Regions from separate parts of the Homo sapiens genome. Here regions 1 and 2 are each linked to region 3. The links are chromatin contacts, found by Hi-C or POLR2A ChIA-PET in ENCODE. All regions are on one chromosome and are shown on one strand. Each heading gives the region's core, a stretch centred on a gene start or an enhancer-like site at or near the end of the contact. The rest is flanking DNA. Distances are from core to core; before and after follow the strand shown. Region 1 overlaps HERC2 (HECT and RLD domain containing E3 ubiquitin protein ligase 2). Region 2 overlaps HERC2 (HECT and RLD domain containing E3 ubiquitin protein ligase 2). Region 3 overlaps HERC2 (HECT and RLD domain containing E3 ubiquitin protein ligase 2).

The links. Hi-C counts contacts between places; a loop is a spot of excess contacts on that map. ChIA-PET counts read pairs that join two places held with the same protein, here RNA polymerase II (POLR2A). Pooled maps may share reads with other maps.
Region 1: a loop to region 3 is called in a pooled map of ovary, with 3 times the contacts of the local background. The contact joins two enhancer-like sites. A Hi-C loop is called at or near these places in 1 of 168 maps with a recorded cell type or tissue (CD8-positive, alpha-beta T cell) and 3 of 50 pooled maps. POLR2A ChIA-PET finds 5 or more read pairs at or near these places in 2 of 52 experiments (GM12878 and H1).
Region 2: a loop to region 3 is called in a map of CD4-positive, alpha-beta T cell, with 5 times the contacts of the local background. The contact joins two enhancer-like sites. A Hi-C loop is called at or near these places in 2 of 168 maps with a recorded cell type or tissue (CD4-positive, alpha-beta T cell and CD8-positive, alpha-beta T cell), 1 of 37 single-sample maps with no recorded cell type and 6 of 50 pooled maps. POLR2A ChIA-PET finds 5 or more read pairs at or near these places in 1 of 52 experiments (activated T-cell).

The regions. Positions count from the first base shown.
Region 1 is chr15:28,288,477-28,291,698 of GRCh38, forward strand. The region is part of intron 4 of HERC2 (HECT and RLD domain containing E3 ubiquitin protein ligase 2); the gene reads right to left. Among named protein-coding and RNA genes, the nearest start is that of HERC2, 32 kb to the right of the region's middle. Within about 2 kb of position 1,520, at least 2 of the 41 ENCODE cell types and tissues checked have a DNase peak (open chromatin) inside an H3K27ac peak, as active enhancers do.
Region 2 is chr15:28,127,004-28,130,309 of GRCh38, forward strand. HERC2 (HECT and RLD domain containing E3 ubiquitin protein ligase 2) reads right to left here. Exons shown (of 93, transcript NM_004667.6): 83 at 3,160-3,299. Among named protein-coding and RNA genes, the nearest start is that of OCA2, 29 kb to the left of the region's middle. Within about 2 kb of position 1,673, at least 3 of the 41 ENCODE cell types and tissues checked have a DNase peak (open chromatin) inside an H3K27ac peak, as active enhancers do.
Region 3 is chr15:28,220,926-28,224,278 of GRCh38, forward strand. HERC2 (HECT and RLD domain containing E3 ubiquitin protein ligase 2) reads right to left here. Exons shown (of 93, transcript NM_004667.6): 36 at 1,103-1,290. Among named protein-coding and RNA genes, the nearest start is that of HERC2, 100 kb to the right of the region's middle. Within about 2 kb of position 1,851, at least 2 of the 41 ENCODE cell types and tissues checked have a DNase peak (open chromatin) inside an H3K27ac peak, as active enhancers do.

The DNA of each region.
Region 1 (3,222 bases), core at 270-2,769, 67 kb after region 3:
AGATCATGCCATTGCACTCCATCCTGGCAGCCTGGGCAACAAGACCAAAACTCCGACTCAAAAAAAAAAAAAAAAAGAGGCCAGGTGTGGTGGCTCACACCTATAATCCTATAATCCCAGCACTTAAGGGTGGCTGAGGCACGTGGATCACCTAAGGTCAGGAGTTCAAGGCGAGCCTGGCAAACACAGTGAAACCCTGTCTCTACTAAAAATACAAAAACATTAGCCAGGCACGGTGGTGCCTGCCTGTAATCCCAGCTACTAGGGAGGCTGAGGCAGGAGACTCGCTTGAACCCACGTGGGGGAGGTTGCAGTGAGCTGAGATTGTGCCATTACACTCCAGTCTGGGCAACAACAGCAAAACTCCATCTCAAAAAAAAAAAAAAAAGACTTTTTTTTCTCTTTTCAAATTTGAGGGGAAAAAATGTAATTGCCTATTTAAAGCAAAAACAAAAACATCATATTGTGGGGTTTATACCATGTTTCACTTGGACATGACACAGCAACACTGCCAACCAAGAACATGTCAGAAGCAGGAAGCTACAGTCAGAGCACTGCCCCGCAGCTCAGGCAGTGTAATACCATTTGAGAGTGGACAGTGACAAGTGAAAGATGTAACTGAAAACGCCAGAGATGATAGATTTAAACCCAAGTAGTCTAAAGATTCCAAATAAAAAACAGAGGTTGCCAGGGTGAATAAAGAAGCAAGACCTAATTATATGATACCTGAAAGAAATGCACTTTACACATACACAAAGGTTGAAAGTGAAAAAAGCTAAACTTGGCAAACACACCACGCAAACACCAAATCAGAAGAAAGGAGAGTAGTCAGACCAAGGTGACTTCACAACAAAGAATGTCACTGGAGATAAAGGGGGTCAAATTTACAAATATGATGTAAAAATCCTAAAAGTGCATGCACCTTATAACATTCTCAAATACATGAAGCAAAACCTGCAGAGCTGAGAGAAAATAATCCATAATTAGCATGAGAGATTTCAATCCTCCTCAGAAGAAAGAGGAACTAAGCAGTGAAACTGCTCTTCATGCCTCCCCAGCACGATGGAGATACTCCTGGGAAATAAAGCCAGTCGCTGGAGCTGATCTCCCCAGAACGCTGAGACTGGCTTCTCTATAAATAAATGACTGGTATTCGCTAAGAGAAGTGTCCTTATCTATGAAATGTTTTTAGCAAGATGTGGTTAGTTTAGGATTGTGTTTGGTAAACATACCTAAAATCCATGGACTTACGGGACATGGCTCCCTGGAAAACGTTCCCTAAGGTGTATAAACTATCTGACTACAAAAGGGAAACACTGCACATCCTTAATGCTCCTTGTGCAGTGAGAGGACGACACACCTCAGTGAGAGGATGACACGCCGCAGTGAAAGGACGACACATCTGAGAGGAAGACACACCTCAGTGAGAGGACTACACACCTCAGTGAGAGGATTACACACCTAAGTGAGAGGACCACACACCTCAGTGAGAGGACAACACACCTCAGTGAGAGGTCTCATCTCTCAGGCGGGGTTCAAAGAGGACGGACCTGCAGGAGTTGCACAGACTCTCCCACATCTCTCCCCACTTTGCCTGAGCACACAAGTGAGGATATAACTTGTATCTTTAAAGTTACTAAATAATCAGGTACGGGTAAGATCTCTGAGATTCATGTCAAACTAATGCAGTAAGCCAACCTTGTGTGTTAGTTCAACTCCTCTCCTAACAGTGAATAGAACAAGTAGGCAGAAAATTATTTCAAGTCAAGGATACCTGAACACTATCAACTTGATCTCATTAAGCTTTACAGAGCAGCAAAACACACTTTTTTTTTTTGAGATGTAGTCTCGCTTTGTCACCCAGACTAAAGTGCAGGGGTGCAATCAAGATTACAGGCACCCACCACCACACCCAGCTAATTTTTGTATGTTTCATAGAGACAGGGTTTCACCATGTTGGCCAGGCTGGTCTCAAACTCCTGACCTCAAGTAATCCACCCACCTCAGCCTCCCAAAGTGTTGGGATTACAGGCATGAGCCACCACACACAGCTACATTCTTATTATGTGTGCATGAAACATTCCACAGAATACACCATATTCTGGGGCTTCAGACAAGCCTCAACATTGAAATCACAGAATATGTTCTCTGACTACAACTAATTTAGAAATTAACAGGAGATATTTGAAAATCCCCAAATACTTGGAAATGAAATAACAATTTCCAAATAATAAGCGGGTAAAAGAAGAAATTAAAAGGGAAATTAGAAAATATTTTCAACTGAATGAAGATGAAAATGAATAAACATTTCCAAATTTGTGAAATGTGGCTAAACAATGCTTAGAGGGAAATTTATATTATAGTTTTGAACACTTGTTAGAAAAGACAAAAAATCTAAAGTCAATGATCTAAGCCTTTGCCTTAAGAAACTAGGAAAGACAGAAGAGCAAATGGAACCCAAAGCCAGCAGAAAAAAGGAAATAATAAAGAGTAAAGCAGAAATCAATGAAAAAGAAAACAAAATCAATAAAACCAACAACTGGTTCTTTGAAAAAACTCAAATTGATAACTTCTGGGAAGACTGATCCAAACGGAAAGAGAGAAAATACAAGGCACATTTCAGCACATTTCTGGATAACAGGTAGTACATGCTGGTACTTACTACATGCAAGATAATAGCATACGCACTTTGTCTGGCCTACTGTGCTGATCCTATAATAACCTACGAGGTAGGTACTACTATTAACCCCAAATACGAATTTTTTTTTAAGAAACAGAGACCCTGTCACCCAGGCTGGAGTGTAGAGGCACAATCATAGATCACTGCAGCCGCAAACTGCTGGCCTCAAGCAATTCTCTCACCTCAGCATCCCAAAGTGCTGGGATTACAGGCGTGAGATACCATGGCAGGCGTCACAAATTATTTTTATATATGTACATTTACATATGTATGTCCATGCAAGGAAAAAAAACCCTGAATATCCACACCGAAGGGATAATAGTGGCTAACTCTTAGAGGAAAGCTGAAACTGGGGTGGGCAGTCAGGTGAAATTTCTGCTTTTATAATCTATACATTTTTATAAGAAATATTCTATGTATATTTTTAATTGGAATGAAAATGCATTAGACATTTAAAAAATTGAATTACACAAAAAAAAGTAAGCAAAGAATAAATGTATGGGTTTTACTGGGCTGGATAAAGGGAAGAGATTATGAAAGTC
Region 2 (3,306 bases), core at 423-2,922, 94 kb before region 3:
ATATTCTCAGGCAAGGTCCCTGGTGACCAGGATGGAAACAAGGCTCATGTTCTCTGGAGACACCATCAGGATTGTCAAATCCAGAGAGACTCCTCGGGTGTCTGGAAAGTGTGACGCCTGCGTGGTCAAGGGCAGTGTACTTGTCTCCTGCCCCTGCCTGCTCTCCACACGTTGGTCCTAAAGCCACGAGGCGGGTGTCGCACACACAAGGTGAGGAGGGTGTCTCTGCAGACGCAGCTGGGCATAGGGAATGAGTCTGTGAGAGTGAGGAGGGCTTCCACCCAGGTGCTAGCTCCGAGGGGAGTCAGCCAAGACCCCCACATGCAAGGGGAGGAGCCACACAGGGGAGGATGAGATGCTGGTTATGCACGGGGGGAGTGGCCAAATCGCCAGAAAAGAAAGGATCTGCAAGGTTGCCATGAGAAAACTGGAATGAACCCTGTGGATCCAAACTGGACCTGGGGATACTGGTGTGAACTCACAGTTTTCAACAGACATCAAACATAAACCAGGGTATTGTTTACATTACTATTCCCTGGCTTTGTCCACTGAGGAGGTCTGGGGAGCGGTGACGCCTCAATAGCAATGAGCACACCCATCATCCAGACCTTGTCTTCTCAAGGCCATTCTCCTCCACAGATGCCAGGGCTCCTTGGAGAAATGGCCAGGTCGAGGCGTGGGGCATGGCGGGAACAAGTGGAGGCTAATCATCTTCTTCTGCCAGAGCAAGGAAGTACTCCCAGACAACGGGGACACACAAAAAGGGGGCAGAGCCAGCCAAATAGAGCACAACTAGAGCATCAAAATAAATAGACTATATACCCCAATGAATACATTAGGATCCATGATTCCCACTCAGATAAAACAAATACATGAATTGATTCAAAGCTGCATGAGAAAGGAATATTTAAATAGATTCAGGATGTCCCTACTAAATACTTGTTAATTATAAAGAATGTTCGCAGTGAAAAGCATGGCAGACAATGTAACCAAGCAACTGTAGTGAGCATCATCAGCAAGCAGACAAACTGCATGTCACCTGCAAGGATGAACTGTGACGATCAAAGACACACAACCCGAATCTACGCAGAAACATCGCAAAAAATCCAAACAGAAGAATGTGCTACAAAATAACTGGTGTCAAGTTGCAAGAAGCCCAGGAAGACGAGGAAGTGAAACGATGATGCCAGGCACTGAGAGAGTGTCACAGGACAGAGGGTACAGCTTGCCAGCTGACTGGCAGGCAATGTGCTGCAAATGGGCATGGGCGTCAGGCGGGGTGGGGGAGTGTGAACTGGCTGGCAGGACGAGCCTCCCTGTTTGTGGGAAACACACTGAAAAGCTCAGGACGCGGCAGCAGGACAGCAACTCACTCTCATGTGGACTGGGATAAGCAAGTTCTAGGTAATGTACTTCCAACTGGTTTGCTTCCAACTGTGATTTGTCTCAAAATTTAAAAGAATTAAATAAGTCAAATAAAAAGTTCTGGATCAAGAACTACAATGTCCTTCCACTACAGGCCACAGAAGTTGCTCATTCATCCATGAGCCTCTTCCCTCAATGAAATGATTAAAGGGTGCATGCTTATATAATTCACCAAAGGCTTTAACGAGGAGCACAGTTTGTGCGAAGGCCATGTTAATGAAAGATGGCGCCCACGTTTTTCACTGCTGCCATAACACATCCCCACAGCCCGGCTGGCTTAAACAACACACACTTAGGATCCTTTCGCTCTGCAGGTGAGAAGCCCCGCATGGGTCTGTCTCCCTTCCCAGAGGCCCCAGGGGAGAGTTTCCTTGCTCATTCAGACACAGCTCAGTTCTCTGTGGGACTGAGGTCCAGGTTCCTTGCTGGCTGAGCTATTCCCAGCTTCCAGGGGCCACCCCATTCCCCAGCCCTGTTCCTCCACGAAAGCCAGCAACAGAGGGTAGAGAGCTCTCAGACTTTGAAAATCTTTCTACTACCTCTTCAGTCACATCTCTGACTGACTCTTCTGCCTCCTTTTCTGATCAAAGGGTCTGTGTGATTACACTGGGCCCACTAAATAATCCAGAATAATCTCCATATCATCAAGTCAGCTGACTCACAAACTTCATTTGACCTGAAAAGTCCCTTTTGCCATTGTGTTGGGGTTCCCCGGACCGCCCCACGCTCCTGATTCTCCAGCATGACTTACAAGACTCAGCATACACTCCTCCTCACAGTTACAGTGTATTATGGCAAGAGGACACAGAGTAAGACCAGCACAGGGATGGGGACCTGTGGCAAAGCAGTGGGGGAACCAGGAGCAAGCTTCCAGAGTCCTCTCCCACAGGAGCCACACAGGACGAGCTTAACTGCCCCGGCACTGAGCTGTGTCAGGTGCTGTCTGCCGGGAAGCTGGGTAGAGACTCCAGGCCCAGGGTTTCCATCAGGGCTGATCACACAGGCACCCCCTGCCTGGCGCGTACCAAGTTCCAGACCAAGGAAAGCAGATTTCAGCACAGAACATGTCGCTTGTACAGACAGTTCAGGCACAGTGAACCACACCTACCACCTAGGGAACAGGGGATCCCTCCCGAAACCCAGGTTCCCAGACACCAGCAGAGGGCCAAGCCTGCAGCAGGTCTGTCTAAGGACACGTCTCAGGCTGGCTGCTAGCTCTGTTCTGCACAGCCCAGTAATAAGTAATAAATAGAACTCATTCACAGGTTTAACAGCAGGGGCTGAAGATGACAGGGCCAAAGCCCTGCTGACTGCAGATAGATTCTCAGGACACAGTATAAGCCTCTGCCTCCTTTTTTTTTTTTTTTTTGAGACAGTCTTGCTCTGTCACCAGGCTGGAGTGCAATGGCACGATCTTGGCTCACTGCAACCTCCACCTCCCGGGTTCAAGTGATTCTCCTGCCTCAGCCTCTTGAGTAGCTGAGATGCAGGCGCGCGCCACCATGCCCAGCTAATTTTTGTATTTTTAGTAGAGATGATGTTTACCGTGTAGGCCAGGCTGGTCTCGATCTCTTGACCTCGTGATCCGCCTGCCTCAGCCTCCCAAAGTGCTGGGGCAACAGGAGTGAGCCACCACACCTGGCCTGTGCCCCCTTTTAAGGCTGCGCATGTCCTTCATGCTCAACCCTCTTAGATTCACAGGCCTCAGTCCTGCGGCACTGAGCCCCTACCTACCATCCTCTGTGCAGCACACACAGTGCAGGGAGCCAGTGGCGATGGCGATGACTTTCTTCCCCTGCAACCCTTGGACCTGCCGAGGCCTTCGAACATGGTCATCTGATCCATGGCCCAACCTGTGATAATCGCCTTTGCCCCTGCACA
Region 3 (3,353 bases), core at 601-3,100:
CCACCAGACCTGTTAGGAGGGTGCGTGCCCTGCCCTGGTCCTTCCATGGCTCCCACCAGACCTCAGTTAGGAGGGTGCGTGCCCTGCCCTGGTCCTTCCATGGCTCCCACCAGACCTGCCACACAGATGTCGCCATATGCCACCCTGTCTGTCAGGGGCTGTCCCCAGACACAGATTTCACCTCTCCTACAAAATGTGTGCTTGCATCATTTTAAATTAAATGGCATAAAATAACGTGCTCATGCTGCTTTACCAAGGAAGTCGGGGAAATCTCATCTCAATGAGGATCCTCTGAGTCAATGCAGAGACAGGGCTTTGCAGCAAGTCCTGACCCCACAATCCCTCACGGGCCTTGCAAGAGCGGAAACCTGAAACAAGCACCAGCACCTCCACATTCCCTTTGCTTCAGTTTCCCCTGGGCCCCAGGGGGAAGCTCTGTCTCTCACTTCTGCAGGAGAAAGCTGTTTCTAGGATGGATGCTGTCTCCAGACACTGCTATTTCTAAGATGACTGTGACAAAGCCGGGGCTTACCAGCGTGGCTGAGAAAAGCCAGACAGACCATGGGAAGGTGAACACTGCCCTAACTTAGCTAGGGCTGTGGTAAGTGACTTCCACCTGGGGGCACCTGGCAGAGATTTAGAAGAGACCTGCAATGAGGGAAGATGGAAACGTGGCCACAGGCCCATGAAGTAGATCCCTAACTACTGGCTTCAGGGCACTTCGCAGCACATGGCCATCAGCCCACAGGGGCAGCATCTGGGCTTCCTGCCTCAGAGCCTTCACTACACCAACTTTCAGAATGAGATTTACTCTCTTGCTCACTCTCACACTCTTGTTCCAGTGACCCATCAAACTGAGCCTCATGCCAGTGAGTTTCCTGAAAAGAGCTGCCTCTCTTTCCAGACTTGATTCTGCTCAGATGCCCTACTTATGATTCCCTACTTGTGTTCACTCCCTTCGGCTGCTCGGGAACCAACACCTGTGTCATCAATCAACTGACACATCCTGGATTATTCCAATTTCCACCCACCAATATCGTACAGAACTGTGCAGAAGATAACTAATGTGTGGCTAATGTGTTCACATCAAATCTCTGAGTACCTGATCGCCCCATTTCCAGTCCACACCTCTCATGACCCTTGTTCCAATCTTCATCATGGCAGCCAGTTCTGGTCCTGAAACAGGGAGCTGCACAGGAGCCGTTTCCTTCCTTGTTTCTTCCAAAACTGTGGCAGAAGCACCTTGAGCAGAAGCATTCATATCTTCCTCAACGTTGTCACAACTGGGGCCTGATGGAGCGTCAAAAACAATAGCTGAGCCAACAAGTAGCTACAGTGTCCCCTTAATACACACAAAACATTCACAAAGTACTAATGAAGATCGTAATTTTGAACAATCCATACTATATGTTTTATCAATATAATATTATGAATATTTTACTGATATAGGATAAAAAGAAGATAAACGGAAGGATGAAATACATAAATATCCTAGGAAGATATAAAAGATATTAAAATGCTCAGTAAAGCTACTCTCTCTACTTCTAGGAATTACTCCCCCCAAAAAAGCAAAATAACTAAGTTAGAAAGATATTCATCATATTTTTTATTAATAGAAAAACAAAGATAACTACCTAAATATCTAACAGTGGGAAACTAACAAACTTTAATCATGGTTCTGTGCAGAAGACAGCTAACAGCTGGCCCGAGATACAACCTCAGACAGGGTTGCTGCAGGCTGGCCCTCGGCTGGAGTCTGGATCTCAGGAGGGCTCTCCCATTCCCTAGGTAGTAGGTGTGGTTCCCTGTGCCTGAACTGTCTGTACAAACAATGTGGTCTGTGCTGAAACCTGCTTTCCTTGTTCTGGAACTTCGTATGCGCCAGGAAGGGGGTGCCCGTGTGATCAGCCCTAATGGAAACCCTGGGCCTGGAGTCTCTATCCAGCTTCCCGGCAGACAGCACCTGACACAGCTCAGTGCCAGGGCAGTTAAGCTCGTCCTGTGTGGATCCTGTGGAAGCTTGTACCTGCTTTCCTCTGGACTTTACCCATGTCCTTTTTTCATGATTTTGCTCTGTGTGCCTTCACTGTAATAAACTATAGCCCTGAGTTCAACTACATGCTGAGTCTTGTGAGTCCTCCTGGCCAACCATCAAACCTGGGGGTGGTCTTGGAGACCCCTGACAATTGGTGCCCTGGGTGGCTACAGAGTCATCCATAGCACAAAACAGAAGCCGAGCTGCTGTCACCTGAGAGCAGTAAAACTTCCCAATGGATTTGAAAATAGGAGCGCTAACCCCAGGAGAGTAGGCTAGATTTTTAACCCCCCTTTTCCCACTTGCTAAACTGAGAGGGGGTAGGAGTGTGGTTCTGGTAACTCCCTTGATTTTAGTTTTCTCCTCCAGGTGGGCGGGAAAAAGACCCAAACAGTCCCAAAGGTGGGCTTGGGCGGACCAAAAAATGTAAAAAGTTTGTGTTTCTCTCTCTTCCAAGAGAGCAACAAAGGATATTCAATTCCCAGGGCTGGAGCAAAACTTTAGATAAACTAGCAGGGGAAACAGCCTTTCCTTTAGCCTAGCCGCTACTTTAGGGCCCCCAGGAAGGGGCCCCAAGGAAGGGACAGGAGTTGCATTCTAGGTGGATCTCCCAGGATCCCCTGGGCAGCTATACTGTTAACTCTGTAAAGACTGAATGTATTGCTAAGGACTTGAATAAATTTGCAAGCAAAACTGGGGGAATTTTTCATTTTGCATAGCTTTATGTTTTCTGGCTGTTACATGTGGATGTATACATTAAGCTGGTATAAAATATTATATGCTTATGATTTCTTAAATGACAAGAAGGATACCCTGATCAGGGCAGGCCGCAAATATAGACAGATATTCATGAGACACAACTTCCTTGCTTTTTGCAGCCAGTGGGCCAGATGAAATTTAAACACATGAATACTATCAACAGAACAAGTCCCCATACTTAATGATTTGTGCTGTGATTGTTACTTATTGGAACCTCTGGGAAAAAAGTAGACAACATAAAAAGGCCATTTCTCGATGGAGATATGCTTTTGTAATTTTTAAATGCAACTTTTGGTTGCTAATGAGGCCTCAAGAAATCAGATATAACCCTTACTAGATTATTATTTTCAGCTGTAATACACATATTAAAATATATATTTAACACAACATATAAATATATAAATTAAAAAATTATACACACACACACACCCACACACACACACACACAGAGAGAGAGAGAAACAGACAGACAGACAGACAGATAGATAGAAAGATTCCCCCCACCCCCAAGACAGGATTTCACTTTGTCGCCCAGGCTGGAGCCCAGGCTGGAGTGCAG